Regions from separate parts of the Mus musculus genome. Here region 1 is linked to region 2. The links are chromatin loops, found by intact Hi-C in ENCODE. Cell type or tissue: left cerebral cortex. All regions are shown on one strand. Links, peaks and the distances in the headings refer to the core of each region. The heading gives the core; the rest is flanking DNA.

Region 1 (9,929 bases), core at 1,386-9,385, 270 kb after region 2:
AGAGAGAGAGAGAGAGAGATGCACGCATAAAAATACAGTGTTTCTAAGGACTGGCAAATACTTTTGAGATGATACAGAATAATGGCAGATTCTATTAAATAAACACTCTGGAAGAGTAAAAAATATGCATAAGTGTTAAGCATTTCAAAAGTGGAAACTAGTTATTACTTTAGGATAACACTGTGGACTTCTTTTAATAAAATATTACCATTGCAATGATAGTATAAATTAGTTTTAGTCTTAATTACATTGTACTGAAGTCATTTTAAATAACTTCAAGAAAAAGGATACAAATTACTTGTCAGGATATTAAACAGCTTCCGAGACAAAGGTCAGAACTCTTTGCAAATTCATGAGAACAGGAGATGAGTGAACAATTTAAACTACAACTACTGGGAAAAAAAGAAAGGCTTGGGAAGGTTAGCTGGCGTTGTTTCCTGACCAAATTCTAGAGATTATTCAAGGAGGCAATGAGTGTTAGCAGCCAGCTATAGTCATGTAGAACAATACAGGTTGAGTTGTGTTAACTATTAAGAACAACATACATGAGGTTGCTTTTTTAATTAAAAAAATATTTATTAAAATCTCAGAAGCAGGAGAAACTTTGGGCTGCAGCATAGAAAATGAGAAAAGGGGGCCACAGGAGCCAAGTCCAGACCCACCCATCTTCAGAACCCCAAACCTGCTATTCTGGGAAAGGGACCTATTTGATTCATCCTCTCAAGAAGACACTGACAGCTCTGCTCAGCATCAAACACAGAATGCTAGAACAGAGATACGGAAGTTTGTTGAATACCTGTCTCCTATGAGAATCCATTCAAATGTGTGTTCATTTTCTGTAATCGGTGATATTGGTATGTTAAAATTGGCCTTGGGTTACTATTATTGAGCAAAGGGAATAATTCATGTAAGAGAAACTACAAAAAGCTGCACAAAATAAAGGTGGTGCCAACATCATCATTACTACAATCATAACTCTGAAGGAATTGTAAATTCTATGATGAAAAGCCTGGGGTATGCATAACAAATACAAGAACTAATAAAGTTAGCTGGGCATAGTGGCACACACTTTAGTCCCAGCACTCAGGAGGAGGCAGAGGCAGGTGGATCTTTGAATTAGAGCCCAGCCTGTTATACAGAGTGAATTCCAGGACAGCCAGGGCTACACACAGAGAAACCCTGTCTTAAAAAACAAAACAAAACTAAACAAAACTAACAAACAAACAAACAAACACCCAATAACAACAAAAAACAATAAAGATACCAAGAGGAGAGATGTTAACACTCGAAACCTCTTAGAAGAAACTGGAGCTGTTGTTCAAGCTACTTCTGTAGAAGCAGAAACGTCCTCACTAAATGCAACCTAATAGTGAAAGCAAGGCAGCCTGGGGGCCACAGTATGCAGACAGAAGTACCTCATATCTGCTAAAGATGATGGTGCACCCTCCATAGGCGCCATTAGTGGAGGCATTGCCCAGTCTCCCTTTTAGGGTAGATCATGCAGTGGCTGCTTGGCTGTGCTCTGGTACCATGTATAAGAGGCAGATAGATACTCATGTAGCAGCCAATATGGCTGACCTTGCTATGAATGGAACACATGAAATAGGTGGACATTTTTCAGCCAAGTAAGAAACTACTAAATAAAGCAGGGCATACTGGTGCATGCCTTTAATCCCAGCACTTGGGAGGTAGAGGAGGGTAGATCTCTATGAGTTCAAGGTCACCCTGGTCTACAGAGTGAGTTGTAGGACGGCCAGAACTACACAGTGAATCCCTGTCTTGAAAAAAAGCAAAACAAGATAACAACAATGAAAAGAAACAGAGGGGTAAGGGGTAAGGAAAAAAGGGAAGAAATGAAGGAAAGAAAGAAGGAAGGGAAGGAGAAGAAAGAAAGAGAGAAGGAAGGAGGGAGGGAAGGAGAGAGAGAGAAAGAGAGAGAGAGAAAGAAAGGGAGGGAGGGAGGGAGGGAGGGAGGGAGGGAGGGAGGGAGGGAGGGAGGGAGGGGAAGAACAAGAACAAAATATGAATCCCATGCTGGAAAACCAAGCATACTCAGGAGTAAGCTGACAGACATGAGAGAACTTTAGTGAAATTCACCAAAACCCATGCTTCTTTACAAAGAAGGGCAGGTTGGCCTGCTTGGGACAGAGCCCCGCTTGTGGAAGGGTTTAAACTGAAGTAATGAGGGCATGTCAGGAGTGTAACCCTGAGGGGGTAAAGCTTAGAGCCCAGGGAACCATCTTCATTCTAACATTCTGGAGCTAAGTGATCTCTTACAGCATCCAGGTATGAGGACAGCAAATGTGATGATGTATTCCCAACCAACAGCTAGGGCTAGAAGTGACAGGGCTGTGTCTCAGGAACACACCAGCTCCACGAGTCACGCTGCATGCTGAAGACATCCTGAGGGGAAGGGGACACAGGACAACTTCTCCAACCTTGAAGTCGTATCCACTGACACAAGGTGAAGGCTTCCTCTGTATCAGTTTACTGTGTTCAAACTAGACAGACACTTGACTGTAAAATGCCAGCAGCATCCCAGTCAGATTTCTACATTTGTGCATAGGCACAGAATCCAGCGAGCACAATTAGCAGAGGGAGAAGTCCGCCAGAGAGCCAAAATGTGCTGGAAAAGCTCTTTCAAGCACTGTTACCTAGCAGAACGTGGTGGAAGGGCGGTCCTCTTGCTGGAGCATATTTCTCTGTGAAAATCAATATGTCCTTCCTCGCCTTTACAGTATGAGAAAGCATGCCTCTAATTATTGTGCACAGGCCTTCATTCCTCTATGTCATCTTGCCTGTAACATGTAACTACCGTGTGTTGTCAGGCATTGTCCCCTCCATTCATACACACACACAGAGTTCGCCCTCCTGAATGCTAATTTTAAAAACTTGCCCAGCTTTCCAATATGACTCTATCTAGTCTGTTTTCAAGAACTATTTTTGTTCCTGCTTCACACCATGCCTGGCAGGGGATGAGTAGCTGTCTCCTGGTCCCACCGCTAGAGTAATGGTTGGTTTGCTCCACCGGCTAACTTCCAACTTGACTCTAGCACAAAGCCCTCTTCACGCACACTCCTTCAAACCAGTACTCTTCCTACACTCTCAAAAGAGGCTTCAAGTACTCAGCAGTGTTACCAAATCCTTATTGTTGTCAAGCACCCATGGCAATTTAGGTAGTTGTCGTTCTTTTTAAAATTGTCTCTGCCCTCCATGAATGGGAATCAGTTACAGAAGCACCTTTGGAAGGGAGAGGCTGGGGGGGAGGGGGGGAGGATGAGTCAAGATGAGACAAGCTAGGAGGATCTTCTCAATTATATTGCAAAGCAGAGAGATCACTAAGCCAGACGGTTTGGTTCCCACAGGACACAGCATTTTCTGGCCAGGTTGGTACAAGATTAAAACAATGATTAAGATGATGTAAGAGTTTCATCTTACAGATCCATGAGCTACAACTGTTTACTAACACACACTGGGCAGAGAGCTGGATTTTACACACACACACACACACACACACACACACACACACACACACACACACACAATTATAAACTGTCCAAATCCATTCTTGAATTTAGACAGAGCACTTTACACAGTTCAGAACTGTCCCAACTGCACTGTTTAAACTGCCGAAGGGACAGAAACTACAAATGTTTCACAAGTTGCTTAACTAGGTGGCATCCAGTGTTTCCTACAGGCCAAGAAAATGGAAAATTATGGTTACCTAGGGTTACAATTGTCTAACAGTATTGTCCACTTTTAGGGTGATATACAACTCTCTCAGAACACTCCTGCTGTACCACACAGAATGCAAGACCTTTGCAAGGGACAGGGAGGACAAAGTGCGAACTGGGACCAGTTCACCAGGTCTCAATGCCTGAGACCAGAGCAGGTGCTGTACAGGAGCAGCGATGACACCCTGCAAACTTCCCACCTTCCTATGCTATGGGACTATTTACTGAAGTCCTGAGAAAGTATTTGAGGGAACACATTAAAGTCTACAGTCAGATCTCTGGGAAGGACAACTCATGGTTGGGGTGGGGGTGGGTTGGCCAGGGAACTTTTTAAAGGGCTCTGCTTCTTTGTCTATAACTTGGATTCAATTGGCTTTAATCTGTTCAAGGCACGTGTGGGGAGGCTGACATCTGCTAGAAAGAATATCTGAGAGTAGAACACTATTTCTCTTGGATAGTTAGTTCTTAGTGGGAGACACAGGGACAGGCAGCCTGCAGAAAGAACATGGCTATGTCCTGGCTCCAAGGAGAAGCCCTAGAAGAGGGATTGAGTCTTCCAGGGCCCCTGCTGAGCCATCAGTGAGTCTGACACCTTAGCTAGATAGAGGAGAGGATTTGAACCTTTCGGGGGAGGGGAGCCCTTTCCATATGTGCACTGGGACAGGAGTTTGTGTGGATATTAGAAAAGGCTAAGTCGGTCTCTTTGAAGCGGATGCAGCGTCACGGGCACCGCAGAGGGCGGCAAAAAAGCCTTGGCTTCACATCCAAGTAAGAGCATCTCCTTTGAGGGACAGCCGGGAGCCCAGTCAATGCGGGGTTGTGCGTACACAGGCTAACATTTTGGGTTCCTCAACTGGGTAGGTTTGGACCTAAGTCTGCAGAGAATGAGAGATGGAGCACAGAGCAGAGGCGACCGAGGTCAGAAGAAAAAGGTTCACAAGAAGAACGCGGGGACGCGGCGGTCGTGGCCCTTACCTTGCTGACCACGTTTTGGATGAGACCAGTGCGGATGCCGTAGTCCCACGCGTGGCAGTCGCAATTTGAGTCGTTGTTCCCCTTGCCTGGAGGGGATGGGAGGGGTGGTGTGTCGCTGCTGTTGCTTCGGTTGCTCGTGGTCCCCCAGGAGGCAGTGGAGAAGGGGGTGGCCGAGGGGCTGGTCCAATTGCCCATGTCACCCCATCGGCCGGTGACAGTGGCACCCGCCAGCTCGGTGCCTTTGCCGGCCCCGCGGCACCAGAAATCGGGCTGGTCCAGAAGGAAGGAGTCCGAGAACTGGCTGAAGCCAATGAACAGTGCCGGGATCCAGGTGAGCACCACCAGGGTCTTCTGGTAGCCGCCGCCCAGGCCCCCGAGGAAGGGCAGCACGGAGCCATCGTAGTCCAGCAACAGGAGGCTCGGGGCGGCTGTCGCCGCGCAGCAGCTCGAGTGCGGGCCGCCGCTGGGGTGCAGCGCAGGCAGTGGCTGGATCTCCGCGCTGCTGCCGGAGCCCGCGCGCCCTCCGAGGGGCGCCGAGGCCGCCGCGTCCCCGGGCGGCAGGGAGCCGTTCTCCTCCGCCGGGGCCGGCTGCCGCCCGGCACCACTACCCGCCGCCTCACGCCGCCGGTCTATCGCCATGGCCAGGGCCCGCGGCTCCCGCAGAGGCGCATAGAGCGCGGCGGAGCTCGGCGGGCGCCCGGGCACAGCGCCGCCGCCGAGGAGGAGGGCCCGCGGCCGGAGAGAGTGCTCCGGGCCCGGCGAGTCAGGCCACCCCCATGTCACCCGCGCACCCCCGTGCCCTGGGCGCCGGGCAGAAACCGTTCGAGTCCTCAGCCGCCGCGGCTCATCCGCGCCGCGGCCCGGGCGCCCGCCTAGCTACGAGGCTCTCCGCTGATGCGCGCCGGCCGGGGAGGAGGAGGAGCCGGACCCGCGCCCTTGTCGCGACTCGGGGCCCTGCGGGCACCGGTGCGCGTTGTGCTGGGGCCGCCGGCGGCCGCGGGTTGGGAGATCCTCCACGGACTTCGGGCGCTCCCGGAAGCCGCAAGCTCGCAGCCAGCCTGCGGAGCCGGCCGCGCTCTCGGCTCACCGAGCCGGCCTCCGCCTCCCGCCCCGGCCCGCCCCCTCTCCCCCCGCCGAGGTGGAGGTAACCGCGGCACCTGCTGCGCCGCTCCTGCGCACGAGCGCCCCCTCCAGCCGGGCCGTGTCGCCACCGCCCGGACAGACGCAGGGGCGGGGAGAGGGACACCCGGGCCGCTGCAAGATCCCTGGTGGTCTCTGGGCGCGGGGGACGGGGGTCACCAAGGAGTCTGCACTGGCTGGGAGTGAGAGGACAGTGTCGTCTGCCAGTCTCAAGTCCCACAGCCGCAAGGGACCTCGCCCCGGGCACACCGGCTCTCCGTGACCTCTGTTCGTTTCCGAGGTGCCTGGCGGCTGGCACCCCACTCCTGGTCTTGAGCCCAAGGGTTGCCTGTCTTCCAGAACAACCTTCTGTTCTTCTTCCAGACTCAAATAAGGCAGCTTTTTATGGTCACGGAGCTGGGGCAAGGAGGCATGTTTGCCAATTTTAGGATGACAGCCCCTTACAACGCTGGGTCACACACGACCTACTGCAGCACCCGCCCCAAATCGCCATTTCTTTCTGTGCTCCAGAATGAATGTCAAATAAACACAACTCTAGAAGGCTAGACCTTCAACAGAAGCCACACACTCGATACAAACGTGAATGAGGGCGGCCTGCCCCACCCCCTCCCCAAGGTCTCGGAATCACAATTCCTATGCTCTGCGCACAGGCGCGCACACATCTACACCTCACAGGAGATCCAAATGCTCTTGGCACTCCAGACTCCAGAGCCAGCCTTGCCCAGCTAGCACTATATAAATAACACCAGCCCTGCGGCAAACGGCCGCATTAGCATATCTTCTCCTGCGTGCCAGGCCTGACACCAGTGAGAATTATGCGGCTTTCATCTTAGCCTCACTACATTCTCGAGACATTTCATATTCTGAGAAGTTTATTAATGGAATTAATGGAAATCTTAAATGGAGCAATCTATCTCTAGTCTTATTTAGCACAGGGGAAGGAAGCTCGCGTTCTTTTCCCAAAAGCATATCCTGCGAGTACATGTATGGAATGCGTTCTTTAAGCATCTCCGTTATTTTCTCAGCTGCATGTTGTATAATTTAGTGGGAGACTTTTTTTTTTTAAGCATGCAGCTCAATGTTCCAGTCAACATGTACTTACTGCTGAAATTCTGACACGTGGAGAGAACTATTTCTGAAGACTGCCAGAGAGCTGGACTTTGGGGAACCCAACTGTGAATTTTCCTGAGTGGCTGGGAAGGGGAGATTAGATAACAATAGACGGAAGAGACACAGGCTGCAGAAGACACTAAAGGTCTGGGAAACCCAGTCTGGAAATTTAAGCACATTTAATGACATACTTGAGTGAGAATGTCATTATGAAACCCATCATGCAGTATAATGATTATAATCTAATAAAGTATTATTTTCAAAATCAGGAGTGACAGTGCAACCTGCCAATACATGTGATCTTCTCTTCCTCCTTCTCTTCCTCCCCCTCCCCTTCCCCCTCTACCCTCTTCCTCCACCTTCTTCTCCTAATTTCACTTTATTGGTTAGTTTAACTTTTCTTCCCCTCATCACTTGAAGAGCTAATCCTTGGGACGCGCTCACCCCACACCCCAACAGAACAGAGTCAGCATTCAATGAATGAATGTTAGATATTTATTACTGACTCCACCCTCTGCACACAACCTACATTTTCTTATCTGACTGAAATGTAACAAGCCAGGCTTTCTCTCATTCCCCTTCCGTGTTGGTTCTTTCAAAGGAAGCCTGCTCCGTGTCTGGGTCTGACTCCTTTGCTCAGCTGCTCACTAGGAACCTAGCTGAAACTTTGTAAGTCACTGCAAAACACAGCCATTGATCTTAGCAATGGCTCATCTAATTGGGAGAAGAATCATGGGGAACTTTGGAGGGGGTTGCTTTCAGATCCACAGTCATTCAATTCTTTCCTCCAGGGCTGAGATGAAGTGAGCGTTAGATGCTTGACAAACCACTGGTTTTAGATCCCTAGTCATCTAACCTCGAGGGTTCTTTCATTTCAACATGTAGGAACAGATTACCAACCACAGAAGAGTTTACAACAGTGTTTGTTTAAAAGGAGTGACAGATACTATTTGACGAGTAATCACTTTGCTACATACATAAATACCAAAGCATCCTGTATACGTTACATATTTACAATAAAACAAAGCTTAGAACCCTACAAAAAGTAGGGGCTATAAAATGAAGTCTGTTTGCCTTCTTAAGGAAAGGCTATTTGTATGCTTTTAAGGTGGGTACAGCCCTGGCCTAGAAGGACCTTCATTTTAAAGCTCTTTATTCTTATTCCAAAGTCTAGCAACAATCCCCAAATGGTACATTCTGAGATTTTGGAGACATGCTGAAAAATGGTGCTCTCTAAAGCTAAAGCCGAATGAAACCAACACCAAATGTTTGGAATTCACCAGCAGCAGCAGCAGCAGCCTCAACCCAGGCGCTGTAATTAAGTTACTGATTAGATTAGGGGCTTCCTTAAGTCCCTCTTGGATCAACATTTCTCCCAAATCTAGTCAAGACGATTAAAATGTAACTAATTTAGAATAAACTGGCCCTCTATTTATTAAAACGCACCACAGGTGACCTCAGGATGAGCCCTAGAACAATGAAGTAAAGCAAAATTGATATTCCAGAGTGGATGGCGGCCTCCAAGGTGAGTGTTTAAAGCCTCCCCCCGCCCCCCCCCCCCCCAGCTAGTATACAGAAGTTGGTTGTTTTCAACTAGCAACAACCCCACCCCGTATTTTTTGGATGGCCTTTGCTGTTAGCCGTTGTTTGACTTACTTACTTACATACTGGCTTTACCTTCCACCTCCAGAATGTAAGCACCTAGTAGTTCCCTTGCTCAGCAGTGTTCCCGGAAGTGATAACAATATCTGCACATGTGAGATTCTCAGTGTGTCCTTGCGGAGTGACTGAGTACACCCAGCTGTGATCATCTGATGATGTCCTCTGTTAAGATCTACAAAGGCTTTACCTTGACTCTTAAGTCATTAAGCAAGCTTTTCATATTTGTTTAATCTCTCAAGCAAGTGTTCAGCTGAGCCAACTTAAGAATTCAGTTGAACTTGACAATCCCATGACTTGTGAGCTATTGTGGTTAGTGGATTGCTCTGGATAGGAAGTTGTCTGTTGGCTTTGCAGCTCACAGACTATATGTAAAGTTTCCAAAAAAAAAAAAAAAAACACATCACTGCCAGCATTTCAAAATGGAAGGACTGAACATGTTTTTAAACTGTGTTTGGGAATACTCCTAACATAGCAGATGTCTGGCCTTTTCCTTGCCCCGTATTTATGGGGCCATGCTCACTTGAAATACAGTGAGCAGGCAAGGGTTACCCAGCTTGTCTTTATCACTGCCTGGCACACAGTCACGTCATCATCTGGCCCCTGCAAACATCTCCATCTGAGTTCCTGACCCCAGTGCACATTAGCATCCTGAGTGCACACAAAGAAGCTGAGTCATCTCTCTTCCTTTGACATTCTGTTAAGTAATCTAGCACTCTGCAATTCCCAAAACCTGAGATAATGAAAATACGATGCAACCTAGTCAGTAATATGCTTGGATAATTTCTTCCCCTTGAACATAGCAGGAGGACAAAAAAAAAAAATGACTTCAGCTTACCTATAAAATTGAGGGATATCCAACTTTAAAAGTTAATCCCAAGGAATTGGCGTCAGGGTTAAATAACTTTAATCAGAAGCCAAGTCATACTAAATGTATTCTGGATTGTTTCGGCTCATCTATTAATTTTCTTTATTCTTGAATTATAACTTGGCAAATCATGTACTGCATCATTCTTTTTTGGCTTTATAGCAGCTTAATTTCTTCCCTTCAGATGCTTGTTTGAAGGATAGGTTACCTTGCTTTCTATGAGTGTTCCCAAATTGTGATGTGCATCAGCATCTCACAGCTAAAGCTGCGTATATAGTATTCAAACATTATTTTTTATCATCCTTTGGCTTCTGGAATGTCAACTCTTACTCTTTAACAAGGAATTTGACATTTACAAAACCTATCATAAATCAAAATGAAAAAGCTACTTTCATTCTGAGGCAGCAGAAGTAATAAAAATGTCACAAGAGCTCTCCTAAGGA
Region 2 (9,929 bases), core at 1,167-9,166:
ACACTCAGTTGTCACTGTTGACAACATGGCTTGAACTTGGGCTTGACCACTTAAAAGCTTTGTTTAAACTTTATTTCTCCATTTTAGAAGCTACTAAGTAAAATATTTTTTTAAATCGTATTTTTTTTTTGAAAGATCGAAAATCATTCCCCTTTGACTAAAATCACATTAAATGGAAAAAGGCCTTTCCAGCACAGAAGGGCCCATCAAAGACATGATGTGGCAGCTGCAGAAATGGTTCTGCACACATGACTGCTGCTGAGCCCCAACACCCACCCCAAATTCCTAAGGCATTTCTCCTTCTGTCTGCTGGCCGCAGTCAGGCTTATTTGCTCTGCACTCTGAACTTGACAGGAGTCCTTAGAACCTTGGACAAAGGCTGCTGCTGGCTGAGAATTCCTATTTGGCTTTAGCACTATCACTATACAGATACCTCCCCCTCCCCCTCCCCCTCCCCCTCCCCCTCCCCCCACCACTCCCACCACAAAAAGAACTGACCTGTGCAAGTCAGTGAATCCTGACCTTCTCTTATTTTTGCCATCTTCTTTTTGAAGAATTAGGGTTACAGCCAATCATTATCACCCCTGTTATTCTTTAGTCATTTTCTCAGTAGTCTTTTAAAAAATCAAGTTGGTTAAAAATGGACTCTTAAAGTAATTACCAGGTCACTATCTCCATCATTTTCCAGTCAAACCATTTATGTCCCTGATGTGATTCCAGACATATTTTCACTGTTCAGTGAAGGAAAACCTTATGGTTTACCTTACGAGGTGGTCAGAACTGCCAAGGGAGTTCACCCCGACATTCACATTCTTGGAAACTTTATTTGGTTCTGAAAGATTCCCATCAACTGCTGAAGAGGGGAAAGCATTTTTAATGTATCCATACCACTGATCAAAAGTTTGCTGTCTCCTAGGTTGCATCTGATGCCAGAAGGCAAGCACAACTTACACTTACGCTTTGCAGACGAATTCAACAGGTTGGTAGAAGACTTTCTACAGTGAAAGTCCAGGAGACAGACCGCTGGTGTCCAGCAGATTCTGTGTTAAAAGATCATGTCATTGCCTGTTACCTGGATGCTCCAAAATGCCTTCCCTTGCTTTTGGCCTCGGCTCACAGACAGGCCTGCCAGGCTTTCTATCTTCCCTGCAATGTGACTCTATGCAAACAGGAAAAATAGCATACCGAAATCAGGTTATAGCTTCAATAGCTGAAGAAACATGAACATTTCCATTTTTAACATTAACTCTCTATCATCGTCTATGAGTAAGTTCTTACCATGATTTGTTTTCAAATAAAATTTATGGGAAACATTTGTAGTGTTCCTGTTTGCTATTTTAGGACTTCTTAAATAGAGAGCATACTTTTATTGCCTGAAAATTAAAAGCTTCTGCCTTAGTCCTAGACTTGACAAGTTCATACGGTATCTGGAATGCTAACAATTAAAACACTAAGCAGAAGTCCCATGATGGTTTCTATTTCAGAAAAAAAAAATGTTGAAGAGAAAAGGACCATAGATTTTATACACATGCTTTTTTATTCATATAGATTTCTGAGACAATACTGTGATCTTGAAAGAGGTTCACACTATTACATCAACAGTGAATTTCTGACAGAGGCAAACTGAGCACCATAATTTACAAATAGAAAGACCATGCTGGAGGACAACAGAAGTTCACTAAGGGTGCACACTGTATCTGAGAAGTTCTCAAGCCTCATCTTCACCCTCCTCCTCCTCGAACTCGCCCTGCTCATCAGCCGTGGCATCCTGGTACTGCTGGTACTCAGACACCAGGTCATTCATGTTGCTCTCCGCCTCGGTGAACTCCATCTCGTCCATGCCCTCACCCGTGTACCAGTGCAGGAAAGCCTTGCGCCGGAACATGGCAGTGAACTGCTCCGAGATGCGCTTGAACAGCTCCTGGATGGCAGTGCTGTTGCCAATGAAGGTGGCTGACATCTTGAGGCCACGAGGAGGGATGTCACACACGGCCGTCTTGACGTTGTTGGGGATCCACTCCACGAAGTAGCTGCTGTTCTTGTTCTGCACGTTGAGCATCTGCTCATCCACCTCCTTCATGGACATGCGGCCACGGAAAATGGCGGCCACGGTCAGGTAGCGGCCATGGCGAGGGTCGCAGGCAGCCATCATGTTCTTGGAGTCGAACATCTGCTGGGTCAGCTCGGGCACCGTCAGGGCTCGGTACTGCTGGCTGCCCCGGCTGGTCAGAGGTGCAAAGCCTGGCATGAAGAAGTGCAGGCGTGGGAATGGCACCATGTTCACGGCCAGCTTGCGCAGGTCTGCGTTCAGCTGGCCTGGGAAGCGCAGGCAGGTGGTCACTCCACTCATGGTGGCTGACACCAGGTGGTTGAGATCGCCATAGGTGGGTGTGGTCAGCTTCAGGGTGCGGAAACAGATGTCATACAGAGCCTCATTGTCAATGGAATAGGTTTCATCTGTGTTCTCTACCAGCTGGTGCACTGAGAGGGTGGCATTATAGGGCTCCACCACAGTATCAGAGACCTTGGGTGAGGGCATGACGCTGAAGGTGTTCATGATGCGGTCTGGGTACTCCTCTCTGATCTTGCTGATGAGCAGGGTCCCCATGCCTGAGCCAGTGCCTCCCCCCAGTGAGTGGGTCAGCTGGAAACCCTGGAGACAGTCACAGCTTTCAGACTCCTTCCTCACCACATCTAGGACAGAGTCCACCAGCTCGGCCCCCTCTGTGTAGTGGCCTTTTGCCCAGTTATTTCCTGCACCACTCTGGCCTGAAAGAGAAAAAGAGAATATTAGACAGTTAGGAATCCAGGGAGGTGTCCTTGGACTGTAGAGGAAATGGTAGAAGTGGCCTTAGAGAACATTCAGTAGTCTTTTAGATATACTTTTATGAGAAAGAAATATTGTCAGTGTATCCAGGGACCTCAAAAACCTTGAGGATCATAATAAAGAAAGAATCAAGGAAGAGGACACATTTTAACAATACTCAGTAGCTTCTAAACTTAAGCACAGAGAGCATTCTGTAAATACCCTTAATTAGGTATAATTAAAGAGGCAGGGAAGGCAGCTGTAAGCATTTGGGCTTCACCTTGGTCACTGAAGTGGTTGCCTGGCATCAGAAGCCCTTTGAAATCCCCTGCAGCCTGTAATGCCCTCTTTGAAGGCTTTCATCCCCTCCTCCCCTGCCCCCAGACACTGTTCCTCACAGAGGCCTTGCACAGCCTCTACCAGGCCCACACTCTCCTCTGAGCTGTCAAGAGTGACCACAGACATGATCTTGTCAGCTGCCTAGGTTAGGCCAGGACTTGTGGTCTGTGGGACACAGGCTCAGCTGGATGCTGCACACAGAACTGTAAAGCCCACGGCTGCTAGGAAGGGAGTGAGTCATCTGGCCAGCTCTCATGGAGCATCACAACATACCGAACACAAAGTTGTCTGGCCTGAAGATCTGGCCGAATGGTCCCGACCTCACTGAGTCCATGGTGCCCGGCTCCAGGTCCACTAGGATGGCCCGAGGTACATATTTGTTGCCTGTGGGGACAAGAGCTGACTTACAATTGGGCTTGAGAAAGGAGATGAATGTGGCAAAAGAATTCATTGCAGAAATCCCAGCATTGAGACAAAGGAGGAAAAAGAAAATGGAGACACAAAGCATGCAGAGGTCTTCAGGAATTATGAAGTGCTTTTTTAAAAAAAATGAATATGCAAAAAAACCATTTCCTTGTCTGCATGCTGGTAGGCTGCTTTCTCTGTCACGGTATGGAAAGCGAGACTGACATCCAAACTCTTACCAGCAGCTTCATTGTAGTACACATTGATCCTCTCCAGCTGCAAGTCACTGTCGCCATGGTAACTGCCAGTGGGGTCGATGCCATGCTCATCGCTTATCACCTCCCAAAACTGAAATGAAGACAATCCCACATCATGCTTAGAATCTCTCTGTCACCAGAAAGACAGCAGGGCAAGAGCCTAGTGGGCTGCGGGCCTCCATGTATTTGGGCAGCAGCTGCTGCTGCAGAGGGTCTTGGGAATGCGCAGTGCATCGGCCATATTATGACCACAGATGCAGGGCTGGGAGGAGCCTGGAGAAGGAAGTGGGCACAGCGGATCTCGCAGAACTGCAGAGGCAGCTGCTTTCTATCACTCCAGGCAAGGCTGAATGTTACACATACAGGCTGATGGATGGGAAAGGCAGAAGGGAAAATCAGGTGCCCCGCCCCCTGTGCCTCCAGGGATCAATGGCTGCTGGCACAGACTCCATGACAGCTTTCAACAGCCCAGTTTTATACCACTGACCTACATATTGGCTTCGGGTATTGACCCTGGCTAGGAATGTTCGGGGATGGGCAGTACAATCCTGAGAGGGCGTCTGGCAGCCCCGGGAAAAAGCTGGCCATCCTCAGGATGTAACCTCCATTGTGACTTGGCAGCAGGAAAGGGAGTGGGGAGGTTGGGTGGGCAATATGGCGGTGTTGAAAGAGACCATGTCCTTGTGCAGGCACCCGCCCACACCCATGTTAAATACCCATTGCTGTCTCCCCACTGCCGTCGGGTCTCACAGCCCCCATTCCAAGCAGTCTTGCAGAGAAAAAAGAGGACCATAATGTTTTATGTCACATCTAAACGAGCCCTTGTAAGAGAATTTGTCTAACACCCTCGTCTGTTGGCCCAAAGACACGCCTCTGTAACATCTGTCAACCCAATGACACTGCATTTTTTTCATTCAAATGACAGAAATATATATATATATATGAATTACATTTGACATGAGATTTTTTTCAATACATGTAGTGACCCCCCCAACCCAAATTTCAGACACGAAAAAAACCCAGACTAATGTCAGCTGCACCCCGCAGAAGGGCTGTGTCCCAAAGCAATGTAATGGACCTTAATTTAAGACACCCTTGTCGCACCAATCCTGGCAAGTTGGTCGGCTTTCAGGACCCGGCCCGCCCAGTAGCCAGCGGTGGAATGCGACACCAGCCGGGGCTCTTCTGGATCCCCTAGGCTCGGCCTGCTTCCGCGACACCCCCCCCTACCCCTCTCCCCACGCAACCTTGGGACCCTGACCGGATGGGACTACCTCATCCATTTCTTCCCTAGGGGTGAGCCCACCTTAGCGCCGATCTGGTTGCCACACTGGCCCGCCTGGATGTGCACGATCTCGCGCATGGTGCTGGTTGTAGAAGGGGTGGAGGCTCTTGCCCTCGGAGCAGTGCGTGGACAGAGGGCTAAGGAGCGCAAAAGACCAGTCGCCCTCCCCCAGCACCGCCTTTTATACCCGGGGACCGCCCAGTCCCGCTGACGTCATGGGGGCAGAGCCGAGGGGCGGCGCGGCTGGGACTGCGGCACCGCGAGAGGGAGCCGGGGCGCGGTGCGAGGTGCGGGGCACCCGCCTGTATCCAGCCTCCTAGGGTTATTACGCCCCCCCAGCCGGTCCTGCTGGTTTCCCCTCAGTGTCCACCTGAGGTGTTTGTCTACTGTCGAGACCTTTAGGTTACACTCTGGTTCTGCTCCCACACTGCTCATTTCCCACCACTCTGGGGACTACAGATGGGGCTCCTGCCTCCCCAGTAGCAGGACAGGTGTGGCCTCGCTCTTGGATATGAAGCCCAGAACTGAAAATGCATCTCTACTAGATGTCCTTTCTGAAAAAGGGTGCCTGCATCCTGGGCAGGACTTGAACTGCAGCCCGGTTCTCTCTTTCAAGTCTGCTTGGTAACTAAGGGCGAGTAGAAAGCCAGACGTGATACCGCTTGGGAGGAAAGAGGGGAGGATCAAGTGAGGGTCTGGACTGTTTCAAGGACGACAAGGATGCTATACAGGTCGATTGCTAGGTATAGAGGAGGAAGAGTGACGTTTTTCTGGTCTGGACTCTTGGGTCCTAAAAGCCTCTTAAAAGTCGAAATTTCTGCTCTCAGACACGTGTTGGAGCGAGAGAGCAAGGGAGGGAAGTGGAGGTAGCTAATATAGTGAGTGTGAGTTGAGATGCTGGTCTGAGAGAGACACTGGTTTTCATGGGCTGGGTAAGTTAGCCAAAGAACCTCACTGACAAAAGGTCACAGTGATCACGTTTTGGACACAGTGCTTAAAATATATTTGTTAAATGACTCACTTGTTTTCACTTTTAAAAATGTGATAACCAGGAAAATATAAAAACACGGTTGCAGCCCACATTCAGGGCTCACATTTCCTTCTCTCGGCTAGTACTGTCTGTCCCACAAAAGGCATCAACACTACCCAGATTCCTCCCCTCAGAAAAGCAAGGTTTAAAACCTGACCAGCTACAAATTGAGGAAGCCCGAGAACCTGCAGTTTTTCTATTAGCAGAAACCCTAGGCTTGGCGCTAGGACTGGTCCACCAGGAGTTACTCTTCGTTGGTCTGGCACAGTGGAGGGGTAAACAGGAGCTTCCACCAGTTCCTCTCGGGAGCCAGTTTCTTCAAATACTAAATAATTATAGGTGCCGTGGAGCTGGCTTTGTGAACAGGAAATGAGAAGGTGTATATGAAAGCAGGTTGAGTTTATGGAGTGAAAATGCCTTCATAAAGTCCAAGGGGATGCTGCTGTAAATGTGGATCTTGTTTGCCATGTTAATATTGGGTCATTTGCTGAGGTGGGAGCCACAGCCAGTCACTCGTGATTAAGCCCAGGTGAAGTTACATCATCGTGGATTCCGCTTCAGGGACCCAGGCCTCCAGGCTCCTCCATCCTAGCAGGCAGGCTGTGCTGGGGCCTCCTCAGATGGGAATAGATGTCCTAAGTGCTCTTCTTTCTCCTTCCCATCCCCAAGCTGTTGGGTCCCAGGTTTGGCCTTCAGAGTTTTTCCCCCAATCTGCCTCCATCTCCACATCATGGGTCTTCCTGAATAGCTAGAAGGTTCCAGAACCTCTGCCGAAATGGCTTTGGAGAATGTCACTGATTGTGGCACTTCACAAAGGTTTCCTGAGACAGTTGCCTCCTAGCGTTTGTGGCTTCATTCCTAATGGAAGTTTAAGGCCAAGCGGAAGAGAGGAAGAGATCCTGGGGATGTGAGGCTCCTTAGCAGGCAGAGAGTAGTGATGCTTTTCTACCATTTCCTAGCTGGATCCTCCAGCCACTCAGCTCACCTTTGAGCCTACATCACCAGATGAAAATACTGTGCTAAAGGACAAGCCACACCCCATGTGCTCTGGACACTGAGTGGCCCTGAAAGTAAGTGAACAGTGACTGTGTTGTCATCTGCTTTGGACCTTGTCTCGAGTCAGCCTGCTTCCACCATCGGGCGTCCAGCCTTGATGTCTATTAGTGTATAGCCAGAGAAACACAGATTTCAAACAATGCCTGCCCTGCCCAAAGTGACTCATCTGAGGGCTGAGTCTGCTTTCCTCTCTCTCCAGTATGAATATCCAAACTCCCTCATACTATCACAAAGCAAAGCTGCTTGTGGAGGGAGGGTGCATGACAGGAGGAGATGAGCCAAGTAACACCCCCTCCCAACCCCTGCTTTAGAACAGGTCTCTAAGATGGGTTTTTTTTTGGGGGGGGGGTTAATAGCCGTTCCCTCCTTTTATCTGTTTTTCTTGTCTAAGAGGAGCAGTTCTGTTGGTTATTGGACAGGTGTTGGGTAGCAAAGGACAACAATGTCCTCCAACCACAGGCCATTTCTTTGCTTTAGAACCACTGTTACCAACAGCATCTGTGCCCCAAAGGCTTCACAAAGTAGCAGTGACAGAGTTTAGACTAGTGGGTGGACTAGAGCCTGGGCATGAACTCAGGCCTCTCACTCTGCCAAGTTTCTCACTTTGCCTTCACCGGGCTCCGCCAGGAAGGGTCCTCATGAGAAAGCTTTGGCAAACCATATTCTGTGAGCACATCCCATGTTAGGTGCAACCATGACAGATGTTCCTTCTATAGGTGACAGACATTCCTGAGACAGATTGGTCAGCCCACTAACAGGGGTCCTAAAATTTTGGAAACATTAGTTTCGACATTAACACCACCAAATGTATTCACTTTGCACCTGATAACAATTAAGTGCCTACTGATGGTTTCCAAGCACCTCCAAGAATGTGTCGGGTTCTTTTCACAAGAGCCAATCACCACTGGAGATGGGAGAGGCACCTCCAGGCCTCTTGAACTCAGGTTGAGCTCTAAGCCCATGAATACATGTGTGTTATGTACATATGTATATATGTGTGTTATGTACATGTATATGTCTTGGTTATAAAATTTTAAAATTTAGAGCTGGCATGAAGACTCAGCAAATAAAGATGTTTGCCATACAAACCTGGCCACCGAGTTCAATACCTGAATCCCACATAAAGACAAACGGAGAGAACTGACTTCACACAATGTTCTCCTTTGATTCCCATATGCCTCTGAGTGCACATTCACACATAAAATACTTTAAAATTTTAGAAAGTATTAAGAGGTCTAACGTATCCACTCATCTCTAGATGTGTGTGGTTTCATTATTGACATCTGATGGCAATATCTTCCTTTTCCTCCACTTATGGGTTGAGGCGTTTTCCTTTTGAACATAATTTTAAAATATTTGCCTTTGTAATTAAGAACAAATACTAGGGGCTGGAGGGATGGCTCAGCAGTTAAGAGCACTAATTACTCTTCCATAGGTCCTGAGTTCAATTCCCAGCAACCACCTGGTGGCTCACAACCATCTGTAATGGGTTCTGATGCCCTCTTCTGGAGTGTCTGAAGACAGTAAGAGTTTACTCATATACATAAAAATAGCTAAATAATTTTTTTAAGAAAAAAGAACAAATGCCATCTTTTTATTCCTTGACTTAAGCACAATGTCACAGAGTCTCAGACATATGCAATCCCCACCCCACCCCTGCTGCTATCATTCTCTCCATCACCTGGACCATACATACCACATCCTCTAAATGGATCATTTCACATAGCCACGGCTGTTTTGTGTGAGGGGAAGAATCCCCCCCACCCCATTCTCTGACTGGTAAGAGGACAGGCCACAGAGCCTGAGTGAGGGTACAAACCCCAAACACCTGACCTCTTCTTCCCCACTTCCTCTGCATATGTTCATTCATCTAATCATATTTAAGGAGTTAAAAATATTTGCAATAAATGCTTCTGACTGTTGTCATTGTCCGAACAGTATGATATGACATACACAGTAGATACAGCGTGATGTGTATAATGTCAGGCATTGTTAGAAATCTAGAAATAATGTGCAGTCCATAGGAGGCTGTGTATAGGCCACGCAGATTCTGTACCATTTTATAGAAGAGACTTGATGCGTCTAAGGAGCTGGCCTATTTCCATGAACACTGAAGGACAATTGCACCCCCCTGGGGCTGTTACAAAGACTGACAGACTAATGTGTGACAACGCTTACAATACCACCTGCCACATGACAATGCTAGTTACAAAAATTTGAGCTTTTACAGCTGGCATGATCATATCCTCTACCCCCTTCTCCCTCTCTCTGCCCTCTTCTCTCCCTGTCCTACTCAGGGCACTTGTATTTCTTATTATTCTTGCCACAGTGTCAAAATATCCGATAAAACAAGATGGGGAAGGTTTATTTGGGCTTCTGCCAAAGGTTCAACATGTGTTCGCTCTGTGTCATATGCTCCTTTATAAATCACAATCAACTCATGTTCCGTGCCATAGTTTGTATTTTCCATACTCCCCAAATGCTCATGTGTTAAAGGCTTGCTTCCTAACTTCTGACCCTATAAGGAGTGGTGGAACCTTTAAAAGGTGGGGTTTAGTAGAAGGAAGTTAACTCACTGAGATAGTCCACTAGTGGGGGATTCTGGGACTCTAGTCCCACCTCCTCTTTCTTTTCCCATTTGTAGCCTCCGTTCACATAACACCTTCCTTCACCTTCACCCTAGTGTACACGTCCAGCACAGGCTCACAAAGCAATGAATCAACCAATCATCAGCCAAACTGCTGACACTGT

Evidence for each region. Peaks named below come from ENCODE experiments on the same cell type or tissue, not always from the same donor. Only the 100,000 strongest peaks of a DNase experiment are listed, where the experiment ranks them.
Region 1: it touches region 2 in a loop (1.9-fold over the local background); 2 of 42 quality-filtered maps call a loop at or near these places.

The regions. Positions count from the first base shown.
Region 1 is chr13:34,339,450-34,349,378 of GRCm38, forward strand. Slc22a23 (solute carrier family 22, member 23) reads right to left here and starts at 5,769. Exons shown (of 10, transcript NM_001382849.1): 1 at 4,710-5,769. The coding sequence starts at 5,348. In left cerebral cortex, for the core only: CTCF peaks have their summits at 2,989, 5,133 and 5,896; DNase peaks (open chromatin) are centred at 2,657, 2,928, 3,348, 4,526 and 5 more places; H3K4me3 peaks cover 4,740 bases; H3K27ac peaks cover 4,612 bases.
Region 2 is chr13:34,072,760-34,082,688 of GRCm38, forward strand. It overlaps Bphl (biphenyl hydrolase-like (serine hydrolase, breast epithelial mucin-associated antigen)), which reads left to right. Exons shown (of 7, transcript NM_026512.1): 7 at 917-1,315. The coding sequence ends at 1,004. It overlaps Tubb2a (tubulin, beta 2A class IIA), which reads right to left and starts at 5,249. Exons shown (of 4, transcript NM_009450.2): 1 at 5,114-5,249; 2 at 3,790-3,898; 3 at 3,419-3,529; 4 at 1,519-2,769. The coding sequence starts at 5,170. The coding sequence ends at 1,709. In left cerebral cortex, for the core only: a CTCF peak has its summit at 5,357; DNase peaks (open chromatin) are centred at 2,687, 3,333, 3,857, 4,213 and 4 more places; H3K4me3 peaks cover 3,099 bases; H3K27ac peaks cover 2,288 bases.